2 separate regions of the Homo sapiens genome follow, and region 2 is linked to region 1. Evidence: read pairs that join two places in POLR2A ChIA-PET (ENCODE). Cell type or tissue: IMR-90. All regions are shown on one strand. Links, peaks and the distances in the headings refer to the core of each region. The heading gives the core; the rest is flanking DNA.

Evidence for each region. Peaks named below come from ENCODE experiments on the same cell type or tissue, not always from the same donor. Only the 100,000 strongest peaks of a DNase experiment are listed, where the experiment ranks them.
Region 2: POLR2A ChIA-PET joins it to region 1 with 5 read pairs; 1 of 35 experiments calls an interaction of 5 or more read pairs at or near these places.

The regions. Positions count from the first base shown.
Region 1 is chr22:41,046,256-41,062,416 of GRCh38, forward strand. No RefSeq gene overlaps it. Among named protein-coding and RNA genes, the nearest start is that of SNORD140, 19 kb to the right of the region's middle. RefSeq lists enhancers at 2,277-3,087, 3,088-3,896. In IMR-90, for the core only: a CTCF peak has its summit at 4,790; a DNase peak (open chromatin) is centred at 6,706.
Region 2 is chr22:40,301,185-40,317,345 of GRCh38, forward strand. TNRC6B (trinucleotide repeat containing adaptor 6B) reads left to right here. Exons shown (of 23, transcript NM_001162501.2): 15 at 1-149; 16 at 7,328-7,465; 17 at 9,633-9,809; 18 at 11,321-11,467; 19 at 11,718-11,813; 20 at 14,099-14,323; 21 at 14,758-14,828. Among named protein-coding and RNA genes, the nearest start is that of ADSL, 37 kb to the right of the region's middle. In IMR-90, for the core only: no CTCF peak of the experiment used is centred there; DNase peaks (open chromatin) are centred at 9,037 and 9,477; H3K4me3 peaks cover 646 bases; H3K27ac peaks cover 1,045 bases.

The DNA of each region.
Region 1 (16,161 bases), core at 4,748-9,747:
GCTGGGACTACAGGCGCATGCCACTACACCCAGGTAATTTTTTGTACATTTAGTAGAGATAGGTTTCTCCATGTTGGAGAAACAGGTTTAGTAGAGACACCTTTCTCCATATTGGCTAGAAACTCCTGGCCTCAAGTGATCAGCCCACCTCGGCCTCCCAAAGTGCCAGGATTACAGGCGTGAGCCACTTCACCCAGCCTTATATTCCTTTTTTGTAACTTTCAAATTTTGTAGCTTTTGCATGTTACCAATTCAAAAACTAACTGAATAAAATAACATCTCTTTTAATTTAAAAAGATGCAAAAAAGTAATCACTATTATTTTGTTTTATTTATTTTTTTATTTTTGAGACGGAGTTTCGCTCTTGTTGCCCAGGCTGGAGTGCAATGGCGCAATCTTGGCTCACCGCAGCCTTCACCTCCCAGGTTCAAGCAATTGTCCTGCCTCAGACTCCCGGGTAGCTGGGATTACAGGCATGCACCACCACACTTGGCTAATTTTGTATTTTTAGTAGGGACGGGGTTTCTCCATGTTGGTCAGACTGGTCTTGAACTCCTGACCTCAGGTTATCCGCCCACCTAGGCCTCCCAAAGTGTTGGGATTACAGGCGTGAGCCATCGCACCCAGCCACTATTATTTTAAAAATTAATAAAATCATGGTCCTTTAAAAGGTTTCTTAATTTTTTGCAGAAATCACCTGGTTCAATGGGATGGCAGCAGGGAGAGTTCGAAATCTCAGTCCTGATTCTGTCTCTGAATCAGTGGGCAATAGTGACTGCCTTCTCTCTTTTCTTCTTCCTTTCTTCATTTCCTGCTCTTCTTTTTCTTTCTTTCCTACTTCCTTCCTTTATTTCATAAATTGGCAAGTTATATTTGTATATATTTATGTGGTACTATGTGATGTTATATGTATGCAATGTCAAATGACTAAATCAAGCTGCTTAACATATCCATCACCTCAAATATTTATTTTTTGTGGTAAGAACATTTGAAATTTACTCTTAGCATTTTTTTTTATTTTAATTTTAATTTTTACTATTTTTTTTGAGACAGAGTCTCACTCTTGTCATCCAGGCTGGAGTGCAGTGGCGTGATCTCGGCTCACTGCAACCTCTGCCTCCCAGGTTCAAGCTATTCTCCTGCCTCAGCCTCCCAAGCAGCTGGGATTACAAGTGCCTGCCACCATGTATGGCTAATTTTTGTATTTTTAGTAGAGACGGGATTTCACCATGTTGGCCAGGCTGGTCTCGAACTCCTGACTCAGGTGATCCGCCCTCCTCAGCCTCCCAAAGTGCTGGGATTACAGGTGTCAGCCACCGCGTCCGGCCTATTTTTATTTTTTTAGACAGGGTCTCACTCTGTCCCCCATGCTGGAGTGCAGTGCCTCAATCTCAGCTCACTACAACCTCTGCCGCCCCACTCAAGTGATCCTCCTACCTCAGCCTCCCACGTAGCTGGAACCACAGGCAAGTGTCACCACACTCAGCTAATTTTTTAATTTTTTTGTAGAGACAGAGACTCACAACGTTGCCCAGGCTGGTCTCGAACTCCTGGGCTCAAGTCATCCTCCCTCCTCAGCCACCCAAAGTGCTGGGATTGCAGGCGTGAGCCAACACGGCTGTCCTCTTTTAGCAATTTTGAAATATACAATGTAGTAACTGGTTTCTCTTTGACCCTTCCTTTCTTTTTCAGTATAGCAATGGAATTGGATTGGGTAATCCTAATGTTCCTTTCACTTTTTGAGTTTCTTTGGAAATATTTTAAGTTGTTTACAAAAAAGATATCACTCACAAACATCTGTTAAAGTAAATGTTTTATTGCAGCATAACACAGAAGAGCACACAAATCACAAGTGTTCAACTTGGTAATCAAGTGAACAGACTCCTGTAACTCACATGTGGATCCATCTGAATCTCCAAAAACCCTTCCAGTCACTACCACCCCCAGGGCCGCTATTATCCTGACCCCATAGATTAGATTTGCCAAGGACAATTAAAAGCAAATCATTCCAGCATCCTAAAACAACTACATTCACATTTGCGCTTTTCTTTCCAGTCTTTTCAAGATGTAAACATAGGCGCACACGGTGGCTCACGCCTATAAATCTAGCACATTGGGAGGCCGAGACAGGCAGATCGCTTGAGCTCAGGAGTTCGAGACCATCCTGGCCAACATGGTGAAACCGCGTGTCTACTAAAAGTAAAAAATTAGCCGGATGTGGTGGCGCACTCCTATAATCCCAGCTACTCGGGAGGCTGAGGCAAGATAATTGCTTGAACCTGGGAGGCGGAGGCTGCATGGAGCCGAGATTGCGCCACTGCACTCCAGCCTGGGCAACAGAGTGAGACTCTGTCTCAAAAAAAAAAAAAAGATGTAAACAGGTGCTGACAGTTGTAACTAGTTGACATGCACTTTTGTTTTCACACCCACACACTCCCATCAGTTTTTTTACCTTTATGTACCTAAGACAACATAATCATTAATGCTATTCTCCTTTCTGGTGCCTATTACGATATTAAAGGGAAAATGCCATTATAGACATTTCTAGGCGAATCGCACTGGAGCAGTAAACACGTGGATGAACAGCCCGGAATCCACTCTCATCAGATAAGAGAAGAATCCAGCTGCCTCTTGCTGCACCACAGCTCCCTTTCCCTGGGGCTGTGTTTCCGATTCCTCTTGGCTCTACTTTCCCGGCCTCTGCCTGGTGGCCTGAGAGCTGCGGGCTATGGCTGGCCAGGGGGCGGGCCCAGGCGCGGAGCATGTGTTTTGAGCATTAGTGGAATCTGTCGGATTAGTGCTTCCTGCTCATGCTGGTTTCACAGAGAGAGCAGAGGCAAGATGGATGCGGGAGGCACAGGCGTGTCCCCGCGGTCCTGTAGTGTGGGTACAATGGCTTTATTTCAGACTTTGTCTGCCGGTTTCCAACTTGGCTTATCCATGTGTCCGTCCCCTGCAAGTCCACGCTGCTTCCGCTGTGGAGTCTACAGACATCTGGTTATCGAGGGAAGCATTTGTCCAGCGAGGATTCAAAGCCAGACACAAAGCCACCACTGGCTTGAGTACCATGGATGGGGTTTATAGGGGAGTGAGTTCTGAGTCCCTGCCTGCTCCCGCAGCCCACCCACCATGGCGAGGAGCAGCCGCTGACTATGCCGACCTGTTTAGTGTCGCCAGTGATTTATGGCCCAGTGGGGCCCAGCTGTTGGCCGTGGACACAGCAGCTGCTCAAGGTTAAGCAGGCCCTGTGTGAGGGATGCAAGTCACAGGATGGACCCAGTGCAGTTGTTCCCTCTTGGGGTCAAGGGGGCGATCATGTTGCCAGTCTGAAAACCAACGCAAGCTAAGGAGGGCTGTTCCCTGCAACACACATGCACTTGCCCCCTCCAGCTAAGGCCCAAAGCTCTGCTCTAAGTCTGAATCCGCTGCGTGGCTGTTGGTGCCAGGCTGAGCTGAGAGGCTGTTCAGGAGGCCTTGTGCAGCCCTGCAGGAACATGTGGGTTGTCAGAGCTGCTGCCCTGTTGTCCCATGGCATTACCTGATTGTCACCCAAGAAGGAACGTGCCTTGGAGTAAGGGCTGAGAGAGGAAGGGAACAGCCAGCTCTTTATGGAACCCTCACCATGGGCCAGGCCCTGTCCAAATGCTTTCCTTGGGTTTTCACATCTAACCCTTGCAACAAGTCAGTGGGGTAGACTTTACTAATATTTCCCTAAACCTCCTGAAAATGGGAGTTCAGAGAGGGTGAGGAAACTGACCAAGGTCACACAGCTAGGCTAGTGCCTGTCTCTGGGGCCAGAATTTTTTTTTTTTTTTTTCTGAGATGGAGTCTCACTGTGTCACCCAGGCTGGAGTGCAGTGGCGCAATCTAAGCTCACTGCAACCTCCACCTCCCGGATTCAAGCAATTCCCTGCCTCAGCCTCCCGAGTAGCTGGGACTACAGGCACCTGCCACCACGCCCGGCTAATTTTTGTATTTTTTTTTCAGTACAGACAGGGTTTCACCACCTTGGCCAGGGTTGTCTTGAACTCCTGACCTCGTGATCCACCCACCTTGGCCTCCCAAAGTGCTGGGATTACAGGCATGAGCCACCACACCAGGCCACTTCACTCTTTTTAATAGCCAAATAATATTCCATTGTATGGGTATCCCACATTTTCCTTAGCCACTCTAGTGATGGACATTCATGCTGTTTCCAGTTTTTCACTATTATAAATAATGCTGCTATTAATATTTATGTAAACAATTTTGTGTGGACATATGTTTTCATTTCTCTTGGATATATACCTAGGAATGGAATTGCTGGGTCATATGGTAACTGCTTAACTTTTTGAAGAACCACCAAACTTTCTTTTTTCTTTTTTTTTTTTTTTCAAGACAGTCTCGCTCTGTCACCCAGGCTGGAGTGCGGTGGTGCGATCTCAGCTCACTGCAACCTCTGCCTCCCGGGTTCAAGCGATTCTCCTGCCTGAGCCTCCCAAGTAGCTGGGACTACAGATGGGCACCGCCACGCTGGCTCATTTTTGTATTTTTAGTAGAGACGGGGTTTCACCATGTTGTCCAGGCTGGTCTCAAACTCCTGGCCTCAAGTGATCACCCGCCTTGGCCTCCCGAAGTGCTGGGATTACTGGAGTGAACCACTGCACTTGGCTTCTTTTTTTAAAAGGCAGGGTATTGCCATGTTGCCCAGGCTGGAGTGCCGTGGCTGGCTGTTCACAGGTATGATCCCACTACTGATCAGCACGGGACAAACTTTTTGAGAAACCACCAAACTGTTTTCCCCAGTGATGTACCATTTCACATTCCTACCACTAATGTATGAGGGTTGCAATTTCTCCACATGTTCACCAGCATTTGTCTGTCTTTGATTATAGCCATCCTAATGTGTATGAAGTGGTATCTCACTGTGGTTTTGATTAATACTTGGTCTAATGGCTAATGACATTGAGACTATTTTCATGTACTTATTGTCCATTCATGTATCTTTTTTTTTAGAGATATCTTTCTCTAAAAAGTTTTAAATCTTAAAAATTAAATCCTTTAAAAAATCTTTCTCTAAAAATAGTTTAAAAACTATTTTAAAAATTAAGTTACTGTGGTCGGGCTCGGTGTCTCACGTCTGTAATCCCAACACTTTGGGAGGCCAAGGCAGGCATATTACCTGAGATCAGGAGTTTGAGACCACCCTGGCCAACTTGATGAAACCCTGTCTCTACTAAAAATACAAAAAATTAGCTAGGCGTGGTGGCAGATGTCTGTAATCCCAGCTATTCAGGAGGCTGAGGCAGGAGAATCTCTTGAACCTAGGAAACGGAGGTTGCAGTGAGCCAAGATCGTGCCACTGCATTTCAGCCTGGGCAACAAGAGTGAAACTTCATCTCAAAAAAAAAAAATTAAGTTATTGTCTTAAAAAAATTTTTTTTTAATAGAGTCAGGGTCTCACTGTGTTGCCCAGGATGGTCTTGAACTCCTGGGCTCAAGCAATCCTCTTGCCTCAGTCTCCCAAAGTGCTGGAATTACAGGCGTGAGCTACCACGCTGCACCCAGCCTATCTTTTTATCATTGAATTATAAATATTCTTTCTAATACTCTGGATACATGATTTGCAAAGATTTTCTACCATTCTGTGTGCTGTCTTTTTGCTTTCTTTTTTTCTCCACTTTTTTATTTTTTTGAGATGGAGTCTTGCTCTGCCACCCAGGCTGGAGTGCAGTGGCATGATCTCTGCTCAATGCAAGCTCCGCCTCCCGGGTTCACGCCATTCTCCTGCCTCAGCCTCCCGAGTAGCTGGGACTACAGGCGCCTGCCATCGCGCCCTGCTAATTTTTTGTATTTTTAGTAGAGACGGGGTTTCACCGTGTTATCCAGGAGGGTCTCGATCTCCTGACCTCATGATTCACCCGCCTTGGCCTCCCAAAGTGCTGGGATTACAGGCATGAGCCACCGCGCCCAGCTGTCTTTTTGCTTCTTGGTAATGTCCCTTGAAATACAAAAGTTTTCATTTTTTTTTTAGACAGGGTCTGACTCTGTCACCCAGGCTGGAGTGCAGCAGCACCATCTTGGCTCACTGCAGCCTCCCCCTCTTGAATTCAAGTGATTCTCCTGTCTCTGCCTCTCTAGTAGCTGGGATTATAGGCACCCACCATCACACCTAGCTAATTTTTGTATTTTTAGTAGAGACAAGGTTTCACCATGTTGGCCAGGCTGGTCTTGAACTCCTGACCTCAAGTGATCTGCCCACCTCCACCTCCCAAAGTTCTGCAATTACAAGCATGAGCCACCATGCCCGGCCTAATGATTTTAAATATGTGTCAGTGGTCCCCAAGACTGCTCTCAGGATGGATGATTTATAAGGAGGACTCAGAGGACTTAGCATGTAGTCATTTTCACAGCTAAGATTTATTATAGTGAAAAGATACAAAGCAAAATCAGCAAAGGGAAACAGCTCATGGGACAAAGTCCAGAGAAAACCAGACACAAGCTTCCAGAGTGCTCTTCTAGTGGAGTCAACATATTACATATCTAATTCCTCCAGCCGCAAGTTGTGATAACATGCGTGAAATGTTGTCTACCGGAGAAGCTCACTTGAGATTCAGTGCCCAAGTTGTTAAATTGGGGCTGGTCACGTATGCACTCTCTGCCTAGCACATACCAAAGTTGCAGACTCACAGAAGGAAAGCAAGTATTTAGCATAAACCACATTGTTTGTATAGTTTAGGCACAGTGAGCCACTCTTAGGAGTCCTGAAATCCATTTCTCCAGACATTAACCAAGGGTCAACCTTGAAAGCATGAATTTCTAAGGATAGCAGTCTCACGCCCACCACGTTAAGTCTTTTCTACACAAGATGTTAAACCAGTTTTGCATCATAGGGATAAATTCCTTTGATCATGGTGTGTAACTGGTTTTGTTTTGTTTTGTTTTGTTTTTACAGACAGGGTTTCATTCTATCAACCAGACTAGAGTGCAGTGGCAAGATCATAGCTCACTGCAGCCTTGACCTCCTGGGCTCATATGATTCTCCCACCTCAGGCTCCTGAGTAGCTGGGATTACAGTCACACACCACCATATCTAGCTCATTTTTTTGGTATTTTCTGTAGAGACAAGGTCTCTCTATGTTGCCCAGGCTGGTCTCAAATTCCTGGGCTAAAGCAACCACCTGCCTGAGCCTCCCAAAGTGCTGAGATGAGCTACTGCGCCCGGCCTGTAACCCTTTTTATATATTGTGGGATTCAGTTTCCTAGTATGTATTTTATTCAGGATTTTTGTGTCTAAATGAACAAGGGATAATGATCTGTGGTTTCCTTTTCTTGTGATATCTTTTTGTGGTTTCAGTATCAGAGTAATACCGGCATCATACAATGATTGGAAAGTGTTCCCTCCTCCTCTGTTTTTTGTAACAGTTTGTGAAAGATTGGTTTAAGCATATTGATTGGCCTGTTGCAGTAGCTAATGCCTGTAATTCCAGCACTTCGGGATATCGAGGTGGGAGGACTGCTTTAGCAGGAGTTCAAGACCAACCTGGGCAACAAAGCAAGACCTGATCTCTTCAAAAAAAATTTTTTTAATTAAAAAAAAAATAAGGCCAGGCGCGGTGGCTCACGCCTGTAATTCCAGCACTTTGGGAGGGCAAGGCGGGCAGATCACCTGAGGTCGGGAGTTCGAGACCAGCCTGACCAACATGGAGAAACCCTGTCTCTGCTAAAAATACAAAATTAGCTGGGCGTGGTGGTGCATGCCTGTAATCCCAGCTACTCGGGAGGCTGAGGCAGGAGAATCATTTGAACCCAGGAGGTGGAGGTTGCAGTGAACTGAGATGGCACCATGGCACTCCAGCCTGGTTGATAGAGCAAGACTCTGTCTCAAAAAAATAAATAAATAAAAATAAATAAATAGGCCGGGCGCAGTGGTTCACGCCTGTAATCACAGCACTTTGGGAGGCTGAGGCGGGCGGATCACCTGAAGTCAGGAATTTGAGACCAGCCTGGCCAACATATTGAAACGCAGTCTCTACTAAAAAATACAAAAATTAGCCAGGCGTGGTGGCAGGTGACTTAATCCCAGCTATGTGGGAGGCAGAGGCAGCAGAATCATTTGAACCTGGGAGGCGGAGGTTGCAGTGAGCCGAGATCGAGCCATTGCACTCAAACCTGGGAAATAAGAGCGAGACTTCTCTCAAAAAAAAATAAATAATAAATAAATAAATAAATAAAATTAAGTAAATTGGTAGAAGTTTCCTATTACTGCTATAACAAATTACTACAAACTTAATGACTTAAAAAAGCACAAATTAATTCTTTTTTTTTTTTTTGAGACGGAGTCTCTCTCTGTCACGCAGGCTGGAGTACAATGGCACAATCTCGACTCACTGCAACCTCCACCTCCCGGGTTCAAGCGATTCTCCTGTCTCAGTCTCCCAAGTAGCTGGGATTGCAGGCCAGCAGGCCCACACCCCCACGCCTGGCTAATTTTTTGTATTTTAGTAGAGACCGGGTTTCCCCATGTTGCCCAGGCTGGTGTTTTTAACTCCTGAGCTCAGGCAATCCACCTGCCTTGGCCTCCCAAGGTGCTAGGATTACAGGTGTGAGCCACCACGCCCAGCCACAGATTTATTCTTTTACAATTTTGGAGATTGAAAGTTCAAAATGGGTCTTACAGAACTGCAGCCAGGTGTCAGCAGGGCTGGTTCCTCCTGGAAGCTGCAGGAGAGGAATCCGCTTCTTGCTTCTTCCAATTTCTAGAGGCTGCTCATGGCTTTTTCTTCCATCCTCAAAGCCAGCTAAGTGGCAGCTTCTCTTTTAGACTCTACGTACCTCCGCTTCCTTCTTCCTATGGCTTTGGAACCTTGACTCTTTCTGCATCCCTCTTATAATTTCCCTTGTAATCACATCTGGTCCACCCATGTACTCCAAAATAATCTCCCCACTTTGAGATTCTTAATTACATTTGCAAAATCCCTTTTGCCATATAAAGGAACACTCATAGGTTCTGCAGATTAGGGCATAGATATTTTGGGAGGGCCATTATTCAGTATTCCATAATTGGTATTAATTTTTCTTTGACTATTTGGTAGAATTCACCAGTGAAGCTATCTAGGCCTGGATTTTTCTTTATGGAGAGTTTATTATTATTATTATTATTATTATTATTATTTTGAGACAAGCTCTGGCTGTATCTCCCAGGCTGGAGTAAGGTGGCACAATCCCAACTCACTACAACCTCTGCCTCCTGGACTCTCGCCGTCCTCCCACTTCAGCCTCCCAAGTAGCTGGGACTATAGGCGTGCACCACCATGTCCAGCTAAATTTTGTATTTTTTGTAGAAACGGGTTTCTGCCATGTTGCCCAGGCTGGTCTCAAACTCCTGAGCTCAAGCAATTCAACCACTTCAGCCTTCCAAAGTGCTGGGATTACAGGAATGAGCCACTGCACCCAACAAGTTTTTATTATTAATTTGATGTCTTTACTTGTTATAGGCCTACTCAGATTTTTGGTATCTTTTTGAATCAGTTCTGGTAACTTTTTTCCTAGAATTTGTCCATTTCATCTAAGTTACCTAATTTGTTGGACTACAGCTGTTCATAGTATTCCCTTGCAATCTTTTTTTTTTTTTTTTTTTTTGAAACAGAGTCTCGCTCTGTCGCCAGGCTGGTATGCAGAGGTGTGATCTTGGCTCACTGCAACCTCTGCCTCTTGTGTTCAAGCGATTCTCCTGCCTCAGCCTCCTGAGTAGCTGGGATTACAGGTGTGTGCCACCACACCTGGGTGATTTTTGTATTTTTAGTAGAGACCATGTTGGTCAGGCTGGTCTCGAACTCCTGACCTCGTGATCCACCCGCCTTGGCCTCCCAAAGTGCTGGGATTACAGGCGTTAGCGACTGCGCCCAGTATAATCTTTTTTTTTTTTTTTTTTTTTTTTGATACAGGGCCTTACTCTGTTGCCCAGGCTGGAGTGCAGTGGTGCCATCTCAGCTCACTGAAACCTCTGCCTCCCGGATGCAAGCAATTCTCCTGCCTCAGCGGGTGCCTGGGATTACAGGCGCCCACCACCACTCCCGGATAATTTTTTGTATTTTTAGTAGAGACGGGGTTTCACCACCAACGTGGATATGTTCTAAGAGGCCCAGTGGATGCCTGAATCCTCAGATAGTACTGAACCCTATATATACTATGTTTTTTCATATACATACATACCTATGATAAAGTTTAATTTATAAATGTATAAATTAGGCACAGTAAGAGATTAACAAAAATAACAATAAAATAGAACAATTATAACAATATACCACGCTCGTGCTTTGGGACCATTATTAAACCGAATAAGGATAACTTGGACACAGGCACTGCAATCCCAAGACAATCTGATAACTGAGAAAGCTACTAAGTTACGGCCAGTAGCATCTAGAGCCTGGACAAGCTGGACAAAGGGATCATTCTCATCCTGGGCAGGACGGAGTGAGATGGTGCGAGATTTCATCATATTACTCAGAACTGCTCGAAATTTAAAACATGAATTGCTTATTTCTGGAATTTTCCGTTTAATATTTTCAGAGGGCGTTAACGGCAGGTAACCACAGAAATCAAAATTGCTGATAAATGGGGGGGGATCTAGTGTAGTATAACACTCTGGCTGGGATTAATAGCAATTTAATTCCAATTAATAAACTACAACTTTACTTCTCTGTGGCTGTTTTCCACCTCCTTTGTGCTGTTATTGTCACAAATTACATTTTTTTCTTAGATAACATGTCCTTGAAACAAATTACATTTTTATACGCTGTGTGCTCATCAACAGATTTATAATTCTTGATTTATGCAGTTGTCTTTTAAATCACACAGGAGAAAAAAGATAAACAAAATGTATTTATACTTGTCTTTTGTATTTACCTATATAAAAGTATGTACTCTGCTGGTAATCCCCAATTACAATGGCCCAAGAGTTCTATAATGCAGAGATTTTCAGGGCTGAAAAAAAAAGCCATCTGCTTTGGTATTTCAGATCTAAGTACTTATAAGGAGTGGCTTGGGAGCAGTAGCCTTAGCAAGAGGTAAGACTTAACTTCCCCCAGGGGCTATGAGCTGAAAGGCAAAACTGGGAGTAAAGATGTTGGCTTCTCAACCCTGTTTCAGAAGGATTGAAGGTGGCTACCACCTTCAAGCTCAGCACAGGCTCATTTGTAGAAGACCAAAGAACAGTATTGAGGCTTAAAAGGTATGTCTAGGCCGAGCGTGGTGGCTCACGCATGTAATCCCAACACTTTCGGAGGCCAAGACAGGCAGATCACCTGAGGTCAGGAGTTTAAGACCAGCCTGGCCAACATGGTGAAACCCTGTCACTACTAAAAATACAAAAATTAGCCACTGTGGTGTCAGGTGCCTGTAATCCCAGCTACTCAGGAGGCTGAAGCATAAGAATTGCTTGAACCTGAGAGACAAAGGTTGCCGTGAGCCAAGATGGCGCCACTGCACTCCAGCCTGGGGGATAGAAGCGAGACTCTGTCTCCAGAAAAAAACCCAAAAAACAAAAAAGATGTGTTTAGATGAGATCTTTGGCTGTAGTCATTAGCACAATTAAGCCAACAGCCAGAAACCTGCTAAATGTTTGAAGGAATTATATTACCAAAGAAACCACTAGCTGGCTCACAAAAATTATAGCTACTCAACCCCTGAAGCCATTCCCAGGCTCCAAAACCTGCACTAGCAGGATGCAGGCTCTGAAAACTGGGCAGCTTACAACAGGCCAATCTCTCCAGGGCCCACCTCTCCCGTGTCCATGGGGGATAATGCCAAAGGAAGAACCTCCCAGAAGGCAGAGCTAGGGGCTATCAGACAGTTGTACCCAACAACTAATTCTACTGCCATACAAGAGAATCCTCCCTCTTCCTGCCCAGATACCTTTACCGACTGCAAGGGACAAGCATCTGCAGCGTGTTTCATATCCCCGCATTTTTGGAGTGCTTTTTTTTTTTTTTCTTTTGAGACAGGGTCTAGCTCTTGTTGCCTATGCAAGAGTGCAGTAGTACAGTCAGGGCTCACTGCAGCCTCAACCTCCTGAGCTCAGGGGATCCTCCCACCTCCACCTCCAAGGAGCTGGGATTACAGGTGTTCATGTGCCACCATGCCAGGCTAATTTTTTTATTTTAATTTTTTTTGTAGAGATGGGGTCTTTCTATGTTGCCCAGGCTGGTCTCAAACTCCTGGGCTCAAACGATTCTCCTGCCTCAGCCTCACAAAGTGCAGGGGTTACAGGAGCGAGCCACCACACCCAGCCCAGTGGTCATTTTTATTGTGATTATTTTTTTCCTATTCCACAACTGTATATTGAAAGATAGTTTGTCTTTCAGTTTATAGGTAGTACCTATATCCAGACCTAATGAATAGTTATGGACTGTGAGCTGAACACACTGGGAGTAAAGATGTTGCCTTTCCAACCCTGTTTTCTCTGCTGCGGAGCAAGTGAGTACTTTACGTGTGAAAAGATATATATTTTTCCACATATATATAAAAATATATATATACACCTCTATATATTGATATAGATGTATATATATATACTGACGATATAATTTATCATTCAGTCTATGACACTTTAAAACATCTCTATTGTTATTTTTATCTATTTATTTATTTCGAGACAGGGGCTGGCTCTGTCGCCCATGTTGAAGTGCAGTGGCAAGATCTAGGCTCACTGCAACCTCCACCTCCCCGGCTCAAGCGATCCTTCCACCTCAGCCTCCCCAGTAGCTGAGAACACAGGCATGCACCATCATGCCCAGCTAATTTTTGTGTGTGTGTGTGTGTGTGTGTGTGTTTGAGATGGAGTCTCGCTCTGTTGCCCAAGGTGGGGTGCACTGGCGTGATCTCAAGTCACTGCAACCTCTGTCTCCCAGGTTCAAGCAATTCTCCTCCCTCAGCCTCCCGAGTAGCTGGGATTACAGGTGCCCGCCACCATGCCTGGCTAATTTTTGTATTTTTAGTAGAGACGGGGTTTCACCACGTTGGTCGGGCTGGTCTCAAGCTCCTTACCTCAGGTGATCTGCCTGCCTCGGCCTCCCAAAGTGCTGGGATTACAAGCCTAAGCCACCATGCCCAGCATTTTTTTTTTTTTTTGAGACAGGGTCTCACTCTGTTGCCCAGGCTGGAGTGCAGTGGCGCAGTCATAGCTCACTACAACTTCAAACTCCTGGGCCAAAGCAATCCCCCTACCTCACAGTCCCAGGTAGCTGAGACTACAGGTGCAAGCCATCGTGCCCAGCTAGCTTTTGTAGTTTTTGTAGAGATAGGGTTTCGCCATGTTGCCCAGGCTAGCCTTGAACTCCTGTGTTTAGGTGATCCTCCCACTTTCAGCCTCCCAAAGTGCTGAGATTACAGGTGTGAGCCACCACGTCCAGCCTACATCTACTCTCAACTCTTTTGGATATATACCGGGGAATTGCTGGATTATAAGGTAATTCTGTGTTTAACTTTTTGAAGAACCACCAACTGCCAACTGTTTTCCTTTCTTTTCTTTTCTTTTTTTTTTTTTTTTTGAGATGGAATCTCGCTCTGTCGCCCAGGATGGAGTACAGTGGCACAATCTCAGCTCATGGCAACCTCTGCCTCCCAGGTTCAAGCAATTGTCCTGCCTCAGCCTCCCACGTAGCTGGGACTACAGGCACATGCCAGCACGCCCAGCTAATTTTTGTATTTTTAGTAGAGACAGGGTTTCACGACATTGGCCAGGCCGGTTTCAAACTCCTGACCTCAGGTGATTCGCCTGCCTCGGCCTCCCAAAGTGCTGAGATTAGAGGCATGAGCCACCCTGATGGCCCTGCAGAATCTTTTTATCCAGCTTAGACCACACCCTGAGGCTGACACACAGGTATCCAGCTGCCTGCTGTCACTAGTGCATGGTCCTTTCACAGGCCCATCTGTCTTGATGGCTTCATCATCTGTAATTTGCTAGGACTGCTATAACATAATACCACAGACAAGTAGCTTAAACAACACAACTTTATTTTCTCACAGTTCTGGAGGTTAGAAGTCCAAGATCAAGGTGTTAGTTTCTCCTGGTGCCTCTCTCCTTGGCTTCAGATGGCTACCTTCCTACTGTGTCCTCGTGTGGCCTTTTTTCTGTATGTACACATCCCTGGTGTCCCTTCCTCTTCTTGTTAGAATACCAGTTATAGGCTGAGCTCAGTGGCTTACACCTGTCATCCCAGGACTTTGGGAGGCTGAGGCAGGAGGATCACTTGAGCCCAGGAGTTGAAGACCAGCCTGAGTAACATAGTGAGACCCCATGTCTATTTCTTTTAAAAAAATTTTTTTTAATTAAAAAAAAGAACACAGCTGGGCGTGGTGGCTCACACCTGTAATCCCAGCACTTTGGGAGGCTGAGGTGGGTGGATCACCTGAGGTCAGGAGTTTGAGACCAGCCTGACCAACATGGTGAAACCCCATCTCTACTAAAAAAAAATACAAAATTAGCTGGGCATGGTGGTGCATGCCTGTAATCCCAGCTACTTGGGAGGCTGAGGCAGGAGAATCGATTAAACCCAGGAGGCAGAAGTTGCAGTGAGCTGTGACTGCGCCACTGCACTCCAGCCTGGGCAACAAAAGCGAAACTCCGTCTCAGAAAAAAAAAAAAAAAAGAACACTAGTTATAACACTAGTCATACCGGATTAGGACCCCACTCTAATGACCTCATTTTAATTTAATCAGCTCTTGAAGGCCCTTTTCTCCAAATATGGTTACATTCTGAGGTACTAGGGGTTTGGACTTCAACATATGAATTGGCGGGGGAGCACGATTCAGTCCCATATATCATCTTTCCCAGAAATTTTGCCTTCATTTTTCACTGAGTCATTCAATACACGTTTACTAAACATGTAGAATGGCACTTAATGCCATGTTTGTGGATGAGGCTGTCCAGGGATAGGTTGTGGTCATAAAAGGCTAAGAATAGTGCCCTAGGGAACTCAGCCTCTTTTTCTTTCTTTTTTTTGGGGGGGTGGAGGGGTAGACGTGGGGTCGTCCTGTGTTGCCCAGGCTGGTCTCCAACTCCTGGGCTCAAGCCATCCTCCTACCTCAGCCTCTCAAAGTGTTGGGATTACAGGCGTGAATCAATGTGCCCAGCCTGAGCTCAGTATTTTCTTTTCTTTTTTTATTTTATTTATTTATTTTTGAGATGGAATGTCGCTCTTGTTGCCCAGGCTGGAGTGCAATGGTGCAATCTCAGCTCACCGCAACCTCCGCCCCCCCGGGGTTCAAGTGATTCTCCTGCCTCAGCCTCCCGTGTATCTGGGATTATAGGTGCCCATCACCATGCCCGGATAATTTTTGCATTTTTACTAGAGATGGGGTTTCGCCATGTTGGCCAGGATGGTCTCAAACTCCTGACCCCAGGTGATCCACTCGCCTTGGCCTCCCAAAGTGCTGGGATTACAGGCATGAGCCACCACGCCTGGCCTATTTTATCTTACTTTATTTTATTTTATTTTTTAGAGACAGGGTTTTGCTATGTTGCCCAGGTTGGTCTTGAACTCCTGAGCTCAAGTGATCCTCCTGCCTTGGCCTCTCAAAATGCTGGGATTACAGGCATGAGCCACTGAGCCTGGCCCTTAGTGCTGCATTTTATTTGTTTTGTTTCGTTTTGAAATAGGGTCTCACTTTGTCGCCCAGGCTGGAATGCAGTGGCTCGATCAAGGCTCACTGCAGTCTCAACTTGCTGGGCTCAAACAATCCTCCCATCTCAGTTTCCCAAGTAGCCAAGGACTACAGGGCAGGTACCACCACACCCAGCTAGGTTTTGTATTTTTTAGAAACGGGGTTTTGCCACGTTGCCCAGGCTGGTCTCAAGCTCCTGGGCTCAAGTAATTTGACTGCCTTGGATTCCCAAAGTGCTGGGATTACAGACGTGAGCCACCACACCAGGCCAAGCTCAGCATTTTAAAAGCGGGGGAGGAGAGCCCAGAAAATGAGATTGAAGAGCAGTGAAACCTCCCCATTGCCAGCACGTGAATGCTCCCTTGTTCCCCTCTCTCCCCATCCCTCTGGTGTGACAGCAGTCCCAGTTCATTCGCTTCTGATGTTGCATTCCAGTGGAGGCTTCCTCCGCTTGGAGGTCTACTTGGTCTCCAAGGAAGATGGGGCAGAGAGGGAGTCTAGACCTCCTAGGGACC
Region 2 (16,161 bases), core at 6,225-11,224, 740 kb before region 1:
GCAGCAGCAGCAGAGGCAGCCAGGCATGAAGCACTCGCCCTCTCATCCTGTTGGGCCCAAGCCGCATCTGGACAACATGGTACCCAACGCATTGAATGTGGGGCTCCCAGACCTTCAAACCAAAGGGCCAATACCTGGATATGGTTCTGGTAAGTTGTTGGTAGAGAAAATTACCTTTTTAGAAATCTACCTCTCTAGGCCTGTGGTAGGGGTTGCACCTGCATTACCCTCCTTTTTTATGTCAGCTGTACAAGGTAGGTAAATATTCTTATCCCTGGTTTACAGATGAGACATCTGAGGCTTCTTGAGTTTCAGTGGGTTTCCAGAGCTCACCACATGGTTACTAAATAGCAGAGCCAGGCCTCTAACTTCTCTGGCTCCAAAGCAGTCTTCCTTTTTTTTGTGTGTGTGTGTGTGTCTGGTTTATTTTATTTAACACAGTAAAGGCTCATACATGCTATAGCACATATCAGAATTCATCCCTTTCTAAGGCTGGGTAATACTCCATTGTGCAGATATACCACAGTGTGTTTACCCACTTTTCTGCTGAAATGGATAAACTTGGATTGTTTCCACCTTTTAACTACAAGTTGAGCATCCCCTAATCTAAAAATCCAAAATGCCCCAAAATCTGAAACTTTTTGATCACCAGCATGAAGCCAGCAGTCTTTCAATACGTGTGTATGAATGGCAAACTGCTCTCCTACCGCCGGGAATTTTTAAAACCCTATTTAAATGCTTGTGCATGCTGTGAGTGGTACACATGGCTGAGGTTATGATCTGTTAAAATATGTACTAGTTTGAAATGTTTTAGTGTACTCATATTAATAAAATTGCCTTCTATAGAAAAAATGAACTAAAATTATAGTGCAGATTGATAAAAATTCATTTGATATTAGTATTTCATCTGATTTAAATAGAATTAGAACAAGTAAGGTTATGCCTTTAACATTCTTCAAGAATTTTTTGGCAGGCAAATCATAGCTCTTTCAGAACTGGAAAACATGCTGTAAGCAGAATCTAATTGGTGAGGAAACAGTGATTTCAAAACAAAATTTTAAAATGGAAAAGATACCACACACCATCATAGTTTCATCTCAAACTGACAACATTTAGAATTTATCTTCTAAAGAAGATACTGTTCTACGCACACTCAAAAAACGAGTTGGGCCGCGCGCGGTGACTCACACCTGTAATCCCAGCCCCTTGGGAGGCTGAGGCAGGCAGATCACGAGGTCAGGAGATCGAGACCAGCCTGGCCAATGTAGTGAAACCCTGTCCCTACTAAAAATACAAAAATTAGCCGGACGTTGTGGCATGCGCCTCTAATCCCAGCTACTGGGGAGGCTGAGGCAGGAGAATCACTTGAACCCGGGAGACGGAGGTTGCAGTGAGCTGAGATTGTGCCCCTGCACTCCCACCTGGGTGATAGAGCAAGACCCCATCTCAAAAAAAAAAAAAAAAAAAGAGTTGGGAAGACATGAAATTGCTGGTTCTAGGTGACAGTGTGACCCTGGACAAATGGCAGCGGCTGACTGTGCGCCAACCCCGTGATCCTCCTACTGCACGTGCAGGGGGTGAGCAAAGACTTCAAGGTGTTCTTGATCTTGATCTGGATATTTTAACGGAATTACTTTGTAGATCCTTAGCTTCCACCAACTGTTTTCATTCTTAAAGATGATCTGCCTGATAACTGACTTAAATTCGAAATAACTTTTCTTGCACTTGATATAGAAGAAGGTCAGCTCTGTGCTCATCTGGGCTGCAAAACACCAGGGTACCAAACATGGCGGGGCCTCCCTTGATTACTAACAAAGGTGTCCTTATGCTGTATTTCCTTCTTCTTCTTCTTCTTCTTCTTCTTTTTTTTTTTTTTTTTTTTTGAGGCGGAGTCTCACTCTGTCGCCCAACCTCCACCTCCCACAACCTCCACCTCCCAGGTTCAAGCGATTCTCCTGCCTCAGCCTCCTGAGTAGATGGGATTACAGGCACATGCCACCACTCCCAGCTAATTTTTGTATAGTAGAGATGGGGTTTCACCATGTTGATCAGGCTGGTCTTGAACTCCTGACCTCAGGTGATCTGCCCACCGTGGCCTCCCAAAGTGCTGGGGTTACAGGCGTGAGCCACTGCACCTGGCCGATTCTTTCTTACTTCTAATGGCTAAAGGATCAGAGTTAAGCATACACATATATACGTATTTACTGAAGAAATTTTATTATTTTTGTCATACTCCTGTTTCATAAGTAACTTGTAAATTTAGCTATGCATTATATTATTCCATATTAAAGAGAAATATTGACTTATTAGCTTGTTTCTATATTTGTTAACTTATTAAATAATAGATAAACATTATTAGGTCTCATTTTAATTGTGACCTGACCATTTATAATCTGCCTTATAAGATAGATGTGTTTTGTCATTTATTTCACTTACAATTTTCCTGTCTGGGCACAGTGGCTCACACCTGTAATCCCAGCACTTTGGGAGGCGGAGGAGGGCAGATCACTTGAGGTCAGGAGTTCAAGACCAGCCTCCAACATGGTGAAACCCCGTCTCTACTAAAAATACAAAAAATTAATTGGACGTGGTGGTGTGCACCTGTAATCCCAGTTACTGGAGTGGCTGAAGCAGGAAAATAGCTTGAACCCAGGCGGCAGAGGTTGCAGTGAGCTGAGATCATGCCACTGCACTCCAGCCTGGCGACAGAGCAAGACTCCGTCTCAAAAATAATTTTTTTTCCTTAGTTAGCATTATTATATTTGTTTGAATTGAAGAATACATTTTAGGTCTGAAAGTTAGATTTGGCTGCCTGTTTTGAATAGATTATTTGATGAAAATATATTTAAAGCATATATAGAAATTAAAAAATTTTTTCTAATAAATTAAATGCCGAAGATGTAATGAAATGAACAGTCTTTCAGTTTTCCTGATGCTAAGTATGTTGAACTAAAAAGGATACCTCTAAGTGAAAGAGTAGCAAGAATAATTGAAAGTTTCTTAATATGTCTTGATAAAGCCTCTTTGTTACATTATCTCAAAATTAAGAATTTGAATGACTAATGACTGCTTAACTAATCCTTACTGATTCTTTTGTAAAACAGATGGTTTCTAATTCTGTCCTTTTAGCAAAATTGAAAATATACCTAATTGAGGTTGAGTGCGTGGCTCATGCCTGGTAATCCCAGCACTTTGGGAGGCCAAGGTGAAGAGTGAGAGGGAGAGGGAGACAGAGAGAAAGAATACCTAATTGAATTGTTAGGTGATAATGACCTATCTAAAAATTATATTTTAGTATCTGTGTTACTGGGCTAGGGGAAGGAACATATACTTTAAAAGAAATTCGAGAAGTAAGTTATAACAAGACTCCTTCTGTTCCCATCTACTTATTTATATGAGTCAAATTTCTTAGTGCTTTATGTCAACAAAGAAATTTAAAATAAGATGGTAGCGAAAATTCTCATTATAGTAAGGAGTGTTGGTTACCGTGGATATCTGAACTCATTTAGAAACAAAGTAATTCATCTTCTTAGAAAATGCATTTCTGATAAAATTTCACTTTTTATGTTTAAAATTTATCAAAATTTGTAATATTTATTTGGTATATCCCTGTGAAAAGTAAAGCTGAATAAATATTGGAGATTATAAAAATGACAGAAGAGTAATTGTATCTATGCTGCAATTATGATTGTGTCGATACCAAGTGTACATGTGGACACGGACTTAGAACAGTTGTGTTAGGATGGCCAATTATGGGTGATTTTTTAAAAATAATTATAGAAACTAGTTTGTTTTTTAATGTATAGCAAAAAGAGGAGCAGAAAACAGAACTGTAAACAGAGAGAGTGAAGGCAGGATCAGTGTAAGGACAAGTTAATTTAAGAGCATTTCCTCAAGGATGTAAGAATGGAGCCAAAAGTCGTGAACAGACCATGAATTAGGGTGTGTGGAGAATGAGAGAGAGTAATTCTAGCAAAGACGCATGAGGCAGGCAAAGGGTTGTCCTTGCATGAATGATAAAAGCAGGTGACAGGCAAGGGGCATGTCTTACCTCTACTTGTACCTCAGCTCCTAACACAGGGCCTGGCACAGATTACACTGTCCATAAATATTCATTGAACTGAACTAAATGGCTTAATTTGAGCTAAAGCTCTGTGTTGGTGAGAAATTTCAGGGAAACCACTTGGTGGACTAAGGAAATTTTGTTTTGCTGTAGTGGAAAGTACAATACAGTCAGTATTTTCTTGGGTTTAGAGATACGACAGCTTGTAAATAGCCGAAGGTCACTAGCGAAGCACCATCTCTTCTTTGTTAGTGCACCCACTAGAGCACAGTGTCCCAGAATTCCTTCCATCAAAATGCATCAGACACATTCCATATCCTAGCGTCAGGCTGGTTACTACGTGACATCAAAGAAAATTATGTCCGTCTTCGCCTGATTTTTCCTCTCATACTTTGGGGTTTGTAGATTGAACCTTTCAAGGCAATTTTCTCACCTATTCTTTCTCTTACCCCTTGGATTATTTTTCCTGACCAAACCTTGTGAGGCAGCGCTGGGACTGCCCTACTGTGGTGGCATTTGATCCCCAAGTCTCTAATGAGAAAAGTGCCCGCTTTCTCTAAGGTTCTTGCCTTTCCTTGCTTGCTTACTTTTTCTTTCTCTTTCTCTTTCTTTCTCTCATTCATTTTCTTTCCTTCTTTCCTCTTATGTTTCTCTTTTTTCGCTTTTTTCTTTCTTTGCCCTTTTGCTATAACTTTAATTTTCTGCATTTCATTTGTCACCAAAAAAGCTCTAAGCAGCTGAAATTAAAGAAATTTAATTCACTGGCTGGGCGCGGTGGCTCACACCTGTAATCCCAGCACTTTGAGAGACCGAGGCGGGCGGCTCACAAGGTCAGGAGATTGAGACCATCCTGGCTAACACGATGAAACCCCGTCTCTACTAAAAATACAAAAAAAATCAGCGAGTGTGGTGGCAGGCACCTGTAGTCCCAGCTGCTCGGGAGGCTAAGGCAGGAAAATCGCTTGAACCCAGAGGCGAAGGTTGCAGTGAGCCAAGATTGTGCCGCTGCACTCCAGCCTGGGCGACAGAGCGAGACTCCGTCTCAAAAAAAGAAAAGAAAGAAAAAAAGAAATTTAATTCACTATGGGTTTTATAGAAATTTTAGAGTAACTTCAAAGAAAATTAATGTGTAAGGAATGGTTCCTCCTCTTCTTAGTAATGCTAGTATTCTTTTTAATCTTTGCCAGAATCCTAGGTTATTTCCAAAAACTCTTTCTCAATGATTAGAACTGAGCTTTCAGGTGGCCTGGAATCCAAGCACCTTGGCCTGGTTTTCTCAAAGGCAGAAGTGTAATTTACTCAAGGAGCAACCTGCTTAGGCCATTAAGGCTATGTCAGAGAAAACCTTTGTTCCTTGCAACCTTCCTGCCCTGCAATCTAATTTCATTTCTGCTACCCAGGATGAAAGAAATTTAAAAATGCCTCAAACTCTTCTTTAAAAAAAATAAATAAATAAGGCCAGGCACGGTGGCTCATGCCTGTAATCCCAGCACTTTGGGAGGCAGAGGTGGGCAGATTGCCTGAGCTCAGGAGTTCTAGACCAGCCTTGGCAATAGGGTGAAACCCCGTCTCTACTAAAAATACAAAAAATTAGCTGGGCATGGCTGTGGTGTGCCTGTAGTCCCAGCTACTCAGGAGGCTGAGGCAGGAGAATTGCTTGAACCCAGGAGGCGGAGGTTGCTGTGAGCCAGGATTGTGCCACTGCACTCCAGCCTGGGTGACAGAGACTCCATCTCCAAAATAATAATAATTTCATTTGAAATATTTTCATCTCATTCTAAAGATTTCTGCTCCCCACCCCCACCCTCCACTCTCCAATCATTTTGAACTAGTAAATTCGGTTACAGAGTGTGAAAGAACACTGTTCTTTATATAAATAGCAACATTTTGAACATGGGTCAGGAAGGTGTTAGACTTTTACTTGATTTATTATGTGTTTATCAAACTATCCCAGACAACTAGGATAAGCACAGGGGAGGAAAAACACAACCTGATCCCTTAGTGGGATTTGGAGAGATGAAAATTGAGGACCCTTTATGGGTATAGTGTGCAGTCTGGCCTGGCTGGAGTTGCACATCTTGGGGCAGAGAAGCTTGGCTCTGCCGTGGTGGGAGGCTTGCTCGCCTCCCTGGGATGCCTGCGCTCGTGCTGCCGCTCTGCGCTCCCTGTGGCTCATTCTCATTTTTCTATGGTCATTTATTATTCTCCCCCTCCCCTGTTTCATCATTTTAGTCCTTTATTTTACTTTTTTGAGAGTTTTTATGAACAGGTGTCACACACATTCTGACCCAAATGGATGACGGACCCTGTTAGACTCCGTCATCCAGATTCTGCTGTGTGGCTTCCAGCTCTCCAGCTCTGTGCAGTGGGAACACATTACCCACCAAGACTCTTCCCCTGAAGCTTACCTGGGGCTCTTGGCAAAGTGAGCTCAGAATCTCGAACTACCCACCTACTCAAGCTTTGGTGTCTTCCTCATTGCTTAAAGACTACTTTCAAATTTATCTTTCAGATTCTGCCCTGACCTCCACCCACCCCACACTCAGGCTGCCAATTCTCTTCCTAAAATACATACTAGTTATCCTCTTACATGCTTAAAATGTTCACTATCTTCTTATCCTAGAGAAAAAAAGATCCGAACTCCTTGGCCTAATATATAAAGACCCTACATGACACAACTTCATTTCTCCTCATCCCCCACCACTCTCCGCCTCACTTCATCCCAGAGTTAGCTAACCATTGGAGTCATTTGAATGTCTCACCATTCCCTAAACACACTTGATTATCAAGAGTCAGAGCTCTGTACTTGGTTTGCTTGACTTCCCCAAATACCTCCCTGAGGCCCTAGATCACATCTTCCTTCTGCAAACCCTTTCCTCCCCCAAGATACCCTGACTACAGCTTTGTTGCTGCTGTTGCGCTACATTGGCTGGATGTCGTCTTCTCCATCTCAGTTTGAGAGTGGCTGGCCCCAGCCTCCTGTCTGGCACAAATGTCAGCTAAATGAAAAAGGGCGTGCAGGAATGCACTGAGACAGACCTGATCGATGGCAGTCATACACATCTTCACGCCTTCACAGAGAGACATCACTTATTTAGCGAGCAAGAGCCAAGATCAAAGCTTGGAATCAAAAATACCTGTTTCTGAGTGGAGAAACTCTGTGAATTAGTCTTTGAATGACACTTGAAGGCATTCCTGGACTCTGCTTCAGAACTCTTGATACTGATGCTGGAGACTTATAAAATGTGGTCTTCTCCTTTTTAGGCTTCAGCTCTGGCGGCATGGACTATGGCATGGTTGGTGGGAAGGAGGCTGGAACCGAGTCTCGCTTTAAACAGTGGACCTCCATGATGGAGGGGCTGCCCTCTGTAGCCACACAGGAAGCCAATATGCACAAAAATGGTAAGAGAAGCACTGAAAGCTAGAGCCCCCAACCCACAGCAGGTCTTGATGAAACATCTTATAAGACTATTTTGAAGTACAGAACTTGGTATTCATTTTCCTTGTGAATCCTATGATTGCCTGTGGAGGAAGGTCAGAGTCATGTGTATGTTGAATTACAAGAAATATAAAGTACTAGTTCTAATTAAAGGGAGCAGAATTTTTCAGCCACCATGATTGAGGGTGGTAGCAGTGAACTTGGGCACCCACCAAGGTGAAACCCTAATAAGTTGGCTGAGGGAACAGAGTCAGCTTGTTGAGTTTGTTTTGCGGAGCAAGGGATCATAACAATACCTATCTTGTTGGTTGTTTGAACCATAATAAATTTATCGGCTTTAAAAAATTTTCCTGCCTTTTAATCTCCAAAAGAGGACTAATAGATCATAATACATGAGATTTGAACTTTTCACAAAGCTTTCTTATTCTATGTGAATTAGAGTGTCTGCAAGACAGCATTTAAGGGCATTGCAGGCTTTGGTCGTGATGTTGGTCGGCTTTTCCTCTCAGTTTCTCTCTATAAGGGCTTCTCCATTTCCTGTAAAACAGATAAAAGGTCTCAGAACCTTCCTTCAGCCTTTGTTTCAGTGTTTGTTTCATTTGACAGTAATTCACTTGGACTTAACTGTATCCATGAGAACCAAGTATAAATAGGTGTCCGGCTGTTCCTGCTGCAGCGCCCTGGCAGGCCCCAGCCCCAGCCAGGTCATTCAGTCTGAAGCCTTTCAGGTTTCCTTTATAAACCACTCTTTAATAAGCCCATCCAGGAGGCTGGTGAAATGCCCACGTGGAGCTCTCTGCCTGCCATCCCTAAGCATTATCATTTGGTTTCATGGCATGAAGTCAAAAATGATTTATTGAAATTGTAAAATCTGTTTGTGGACTGAATAATCTAAGCCCACTGATATCTACAGCTTTGGGCACTTTCAATGCTTCCTTAGGCTGATGATTCACCAGGTCCCCTTGTCCCCAAAGACATGATAGGTGCATGATAATAAATCTGAAATGGCATGTGAGAGGATATCTCAAAGGCAAAATCTCTACTTGCCTTTTTAGAGCTTATAGATCATGTTTTCCCATTTCCTTAGCAATCCCCAAAGTAATTGAGCTTGTCATTTTCCACTGCTTCACCATAATGTGCCTCTGAGCCAGATTTGTCAGTGGCTCCAGAAAAGTAAATGCCCTCTTAGCCTGAGTATGGAGGTAGTTTTGATAATATTCCCATTAGGCTGCATCACCCTGGAAATAATTTTATCCCTTCACAAGCAGCATCCTAAGAATAGATCAAGTGACCCAATATAGTATGTAAAATTCATTTGAGAAATAAGTAGACTGGTATCTCACTGATACCTAAAATTTTATTCAAAGTGCATGTTCTGTTAGTTCAAGGTAATTTTAAGCTTTTAATTATTTTCCTGCCCCATAGCATATAAAATGCATGATGGGGGCAGCGACAAAACCACTGAAGTGCTCTCAGGAAACCAGTTACAAAGGATTTGCTGTTCTTCATGTGTGAGGCCACGGATCCCAGAGCTGCAGAGTTCATTGCTGGTCTTGTGCTGGCAAAGACCCTAGGCGGGAATTCCATCTCATTGCGTTGGAATTTAAAGCAATTGCAGATGCTTTTCCCTCCAATGGACTCTCTGTTTACACTGCTGCTTCCAGCTAATCTAAGCCTGATCAGCCAGCCCTTAAGAACCTGGGTGGATAGCATCAGTAGAAATTTAGTTAAAACCTTCTTATGTGCTACAAATGGTTAGAATTTTCCCCATTTCTCACTCTTGAGTCGTTAGCATAGAAACTAGGGATAATGGTCAGATTCCTAGTATGTGAACGTTTCATTAATTTCATAAGACCATGGAATTTTAAAACTGAAAGGAACATTCAAGCATGAGAACAATCCTGTGTGCCTAAGTGAGGAACTGAGAGGCTCAGAGAGGCGAAATGACTTGTTGTTGGTCATGCTGCTTAGTAATTCTGTGCTGAGTCTCGAATGCAACCTCTTATTCCAGTGCTGTTTGTATATACTCCATCAGCTTCAGAAGACTGTTTGCATTCCAGCGAATAAAAAATAGACAAGTTCTATTCATAGGAGTTATTCTGGATGATTTAATTTCCTCTCTTTTCTCAGGCGCTATAGTGGCCCCTGGTAAAACCCGGGGAGGGTCACCGTACAACCAGTTTGATATCATCCCTGGTGACACACTGGGTGGCCATACGGGTCCTGCTGGTGATAGCTGGTTACCTGCCAAATCTCCACCAACAAATAAAATCGGAAGTAAATCCAGCAATGCCAGTTGGCCTCCAGGTATTGTCTAGGAAATGCTTTTCCCAGGATAGCATTTGTTTTGTAATTGTCAGTTTCAGGTTCAGAATACATTGCTTTTGTGATTCATGTTACTAAGGTACTTGCTTTTATTTTTTTCATTCAATAATTGTCTGTTAGAAGCAAGGCATGTGCTGTGGGAAGATAGAAAATTTTCATTAGATGGGGAATCTGGGGATAAGTGACATTGTAGGTGGGACTTTGCATTCGTCCCATGCATAGGATGCCTTGTAACATGGGTTCTTTTGAAGTGTCTGTTGAATTGATTTGTTAGTTCTTAGGCAAGTGTGTATTACCAGTTAGCTTCTAGGTATGCAGTAGCGATTGCAATGAGATTATTTGTTAATTCTTTTCTTTCTGTCCCTCCCTTTTGTTGGATATAGTAATCTATTCTCATGATAGAAAAATGAGAACATTTAATAAAGCAAAAATTAAAATCAGTAATTCCATAAATATATATCCTCCTAGACCTCTTTCTGTGCATGCGTATTTGTGACATGAATATGTATAGTTTCGTTTTATTAAGGTAGAATTTTTTTTTTTTTTTGAAAGGGAGTTTTGCTCTTATTACCCAGGCTGGAGTGCAGTGGTGCGATCTTGGTTCACTGCAAGCTCTGCCTCCCAGGTTCAAGCGATTCTCCTGCCTCAGCCTCCCAAGTACCTGGGATTACAGGCGCCTGCTACCACGCCTGGCTAATTTTTTGTATGTTTAGTAGAGACAGGGTTTCGCCATGTTGGACAGGCTGTTCTCAAACTCCTGACCTCAGGTGATCTGCCCGCCTCGGCCTCCCAAAGTGCCGGGATTACAGGCGTGAGCCACCACGCCCGGCCAAAGTAGAACTGTATAATGCAGATCGTTCATATATAATACACATTGCTCTTTCTCATCACGATTTGGAAAATAAAAGTTTATTGTGTCACATAGCCTTAAAATTTTAAAATGATTTAAATTGACCAATAAAAAAATTCCGAGCCCTTATGTATATTCTAGGCTTTCTTTTGCTAAGCTAAATTATCCCTGCTGGTTATCCCTGGACATTCTGTGTAGCAGTATCATTTGTATTACATTTTTTGCATTTTGGCCAACATCTCGTAAGGAAAATGAGAAAGAGCACTGATCTCTAGCCCATATTTTCACCGGTTCTTGGCCTAGATGCTGGGATGATTCTTGTGAACACCAGAGTCCTTACTCCTGCTTTCCCTGCCTTCAGCCCTGAAGTCTCCTGGGAGCAGGAGGATCAGGTTACTGGGGACAGGCTCTGATGAGCTGTGGCTTCCAGTTGACTGCCACAGACAGTGTGATAAAACAAAGGTGCTGTTGGCAAGAGTATGTTCATGGTGATTTTTTTTTCCTTAATTTTGTGATGAAAATCTAAGAGACAATAAATTCAGTATTTATACTTTTCACAGACCCATTTCTTATGTCAAAAAAAGTACTATATCATTTTTTTTTAACGACCTTCCTTCTCTAATATTTGTTTTCCTTGTCTCAGAATTCCAACCAGGAGTGCCATGGAAAGGTATCCAAAACATTGACCCTGAATCTGACCCCTATGTCACCCCAGGAAGTGTGCTGGGGGGTACAGCCACATCTCCCATTGTAGATACTGACCACCAACTGCTGCGGGATAACACCACAGGTACTTGAGCAAAGCATCTCTTATATGTTCAACACCCAGCATTTTCATAGTTGTCAGTTTGTGACTTCATTTGTACTTGCTGGTACCTAAAAGTTTAACCAAAAAATGTAAAAAGATTGCTTTTCACTTTTATTTGTTAGACATATTTTGTCCTCCATTCTATTGAAGTTTAAACAAAATACTCTCAAGGTTTCACTGGTTATACTGACATTTATCTTCAGTATTTTCTTCTTGTTCTTTGTTACCCAAGGGTCTAATTCTTCCCTCAACACCTCGCTGCCTTCACCTGGTGCCTGGCCCTACAGTGCCTCTGACAACTCCTTTACCAACGTTCATAGCACTTCAGGTATGAGTGTGAATTTTTTGTTTCCCTTTGGTTAGCACTTTTTCATCAGGTTCCCTTTTATAAAGGAAACTGGCATGTATTTCATAAGATATACTCTTACAGAAGTTCAGTAGCATAGGTCAGTATAGATGGAAGCACATCTTTTCTGTTTGCTATGTCTTTGAGGAACTTCTAGTCTCAGGAAGGATGAGCCAGATACAGCTTTGGGATGAGGCCGGTAGTGACATAACTGCAGGGAGCTGGCATATCCAGAGGGCTGGAGTCACGTCCTAATGACACACATGCTTCTCTTTTAACAAGGCTGCCAAGAAGTCAAGGGTCATGAGAAGAACCAGTGAAGGCCAGGTTATTATTCCTAAGATAGCCAATAATAGCTAGCTTTTCTCTAAAAATCCTCCCACTTATAGACAAAGGCTAAGGGCAGATGGCCAAAGGAAAAAAAAAAAAGGACCTTGATTCATTTTACCATCATTTGGTAAGTTCCTCATGGTTTTTTAAAAGATATTAGGAAATGGAAAAGTTGGTGGATATAATAAAGGCTTTGAAGTCACTCACTGAGCATAGTGCCTTACTGATTGGTAGACATATTAGTAATTGGCACCTTTAGTTTGCACAAGTCGGACCTTAAGCTGTTAAAGTCATTATGACTTACGTGCTTTGCCCAGGCAAAAGCAAATAAAGTAGACCTTTGTCCAACTACGAAGACGCTGCAGGTTAGTGGGCTAAACATTGTCTTGTTCTCCTTCCCACCTCTCTGTCATATCAGCAGTGCAACAATAACCTACCACTCACTGAATGATCCCACAGGCCAGGCATCATGCTAAACCTTCCACGTTAATTTTTATTTTACCTTCACCAAAGGCTATGAGTAAGTCCTGTTGTTACCCCTATTTTGTGGATAAAGAAACTAAGTGAGGTTCTGAGAGCAGATATAACTTGCCTCAGTTCTGAGCAAGTATGTAAAGGAGACATCTCAATATTCCGGGTTTTGAACCACCACCCTACATTACACTTTTGTAGGATTTCTTTTACATGTAAAAACTTAACTCTGGTTACCCAACTCTTTTACACCTATAAATGCCCATATCTCAGATTGAACTATGTGTCTTTTTCCAACAGTTGAAAATTCATCTGAGAGATGGCCCAAGAATCACCTCAGACTTGTCTAAAACTGAACCTATACTTCCCCACCCCCAAAAGTGTCTTTCCTTCTCAACTCAGTTATGTTTCTTAATAATGATCTCATGCATCATTTAGTTACAAAACCTCAGTATTTTCTTCCTCTTTCCTCTCTCTCTCAATCCCTGGATCCAGGCAGTTATGATTTCTCTTTAGTGATTTATTCTGCAATCATATTTCAAATATCCATTCCTTCTGTTCCATTCTATTTACTATCACAGTAGTTTAAACACTCCATGCTGAATCAGTTGCAAAAACTCCTGATATGTAACCTCCTTTACCTCTCTGCCCCTGTGAACTGTTCAACCAAAATTGGGGGGGAACATATTCCATACACAGAGAGTTTATGTTGAACCTTGGTTTACACATTCCTGTTTCTTTGTGCCCATCCATTTATGTAAATCCTTCAAGAGCTGTCTTTATAAAGCCTTTGCTGCAAGCCCAGCGTTCTTGATCCCCTCTGCATATTGAGCTTACGTGATGATGTTGGGGTCACCACTTCTGTTGCTCATCTGTTCTGTGTTCCCATCTGAGCTTGAGGTTCTCAGGGATAATTGTTTCTATTCCTCACAGCACTGATTTCGTGCCGTATGCATAGTAAGCCCTTAGTGAATATTTCTTGATTGTTTTTAAAGAATCTATGTGAACATCAATATCTAATAGACTGGATCAAGGCACAAGAAAAGTGTAATTTACTAATTACTTTCTATTCAGTCAATGATTATTTATAGAATACTTTATTCTGCTAATGTTCACATTCTCACTGTTACCCAGAAGCTGGTATCTTTAGGAAGACTTTCTCCTTGAATGTGTCCTCCTTTTCAAGTCATTTTTAGCTAAGAAAGCAGTAGAGAATTGGTTATCTTATTAAATCTTTAATTCATATGATAATTCTATCAATTCAGAGTAGTAGTCACTGAAAATTTTATGTTCGTTATGCTCTAAGAACAGTGTTATTTTGTATTGCTGTGCTTAAAATGTGTACTATTACTTTTTAGAATATAAATGTGCATGTATTTATGTGTATGTAGATAAAACTCATGTGTATTTGTCAACAAAAGTGAACCGTCTAACCTTATTCCTTCCTTAATTTTCTCTTCTTACAGCAAAGTTCCCTGATTACAAATCAACATGGTCCCCAGATCCCATAGGACACAACCCCACTCATCTCTCCAACAAGATGTGGAAAAACCATATTTCCTCCAGGAACACTACACCGCTGCCCCGCCCACCTCCTGGTCTGACCAACCCCAAACCATCATCTCCCTGGAGCAGCACAGCACCCCGATCAGTCAGGGGGTGGGGGACACAGGACTCACGGCTCGCCTCGGGTGAGGAGGATCTGCCTAAAGGAACACCATTGTTCATCCACAAGGGGCTTATGTTAACACAGATGGTGAAGACACAAAGAGGTCTTCCCAAGAGAGGAAGTCATGGTTGTCTGCTTTTTCTTCTGGTAGAGGAAAAGGTACCTCTTGAGTGAGTGAAAGTCGCAGTCAGTATAAGGCAAAGGGACAGATGGAGTAAAATGAGTAAAAATGGCAGAGTGAGAACACTGGGAGGAAAATACTGTCTTGCAAATCAGGCATAAAAGTGCATAGGAGTCAGGGACCAGTAGAAGAGAAAAAGAAGGTCAGAGTCCAGTGGAAAAGAGAATTTATAAAAGCAGAGAAGAAATGTGAGCTACATGAAAATCTTTCTCCCTCATGGCTTTTCTTGTTTTTGTTTTATTTCTCTTCCTAACCATTTTTCTGGTTGCTCATAGCCTCTACCTGGAGTGATGGTGGCTCAGTTCGTCCTAGTTACTGGCTGGTTCTTCACAATCTCACCCCACAGGTAATTATGCTTTCTCGCAGTTTTCTAGATAGGACTTGATTGTATTAAGAGAGAGGGAAAGGTTGGGCATGGTGGCTCATGCCTGTAATCCAAGCACTTTGGGAGGCCGAGGCGGGTGCATCACGAGGTCAGGAGATCAAGACCATCCTGGCTAACATGGTGAAACCCCGTCTCTACTAAAAATACAAAAAATTAGCTGAGCATGGTGGCGGGCGCCTGTAGTCCCAGCTACTCGGGAGGCTGAGGCAGGATAACGGCGTGAACCCGGGAGGCGGAGCTTGCAGTGAGCCAAGATTGCGCTAGTGCACTCCAGCCTGGGCGACAGAGTGAGACTCCATCTCAAAAAAAAAAACAAAAAAAAAAGAGGTAAAGATGGGGGTTGGTTTCTCACACCTGTAATCCCAGCACCTTGGGAGGCCAAGGCGAGAGGATTGCTTGAAGCCAGGAGTCTGAAATCAGTCCAAGCAATATGAGACCCTGTTTCTACAAAAAATTAAAAATTAGCCAGGCATGGTGGCACACAGCTGCTCAGGAGGCTGAGGTGGGAGGATCACTTGAGCCCAGAATTGCATTGCATTGCACTCCAGGTTGGGCAATAGTGCAAGACCCTTTCTCAAAAAGGAGAGAGAGGGAAATAGATGTGGGAGGCTGGCAGATATGAAAGTTCATCTCCTGATCACTGCAAAGAGGTCTTGACTACAGGAGTGGGTGTCCCCTCCCCACCCAAGGTTCACAGTCTACTTCTGGAGAAGGGTTGATGCTGGCCACTAGGCTTCATGCCTGCCTTCAAGATGATGATAACACATACAGTTTACAAAAGTGAAAGTTAGTTTTATAAGCTAGTTCATAAAACTAGGTAAAACCCACTAGAGAGTGGGTTTCTGCAGATCTTACGGGGCAGAGAAAGAGAAAAAAACAAACAGAGTAGGGTGGTATTTTCTGGTGATTTCTGTGTAGTAGACACGATTTGCTATACAAATGTGCATGTTAGTATCTGGAACCTAGTGGAAAAGGGAGTATTTTAAGGACACCCAAAAGCTACCTGTTTCTGTGTTAATCCTCCAAGAAGACCTGAACCTATACTTCCTATCCCTGAAAGTGTCTTCCCTTCTCAACTAAGTTCTTTGTTTCTTAATATGGATCTCATGCATCATTTAGTTACAAAACCTCAGTATTTTCTCCCTCTTAAAACATATTAACCATTTTTGTGCTCTGTAAATAATTAACCATCCATCTCTCCAGTGGAAGAGATCATTTGACTTCATAGTTTATAAATGCTACATGGGGCCAGTCGCAGTGGCTCACGCCTGTAATCCCAGCACTTTGGGAGGCC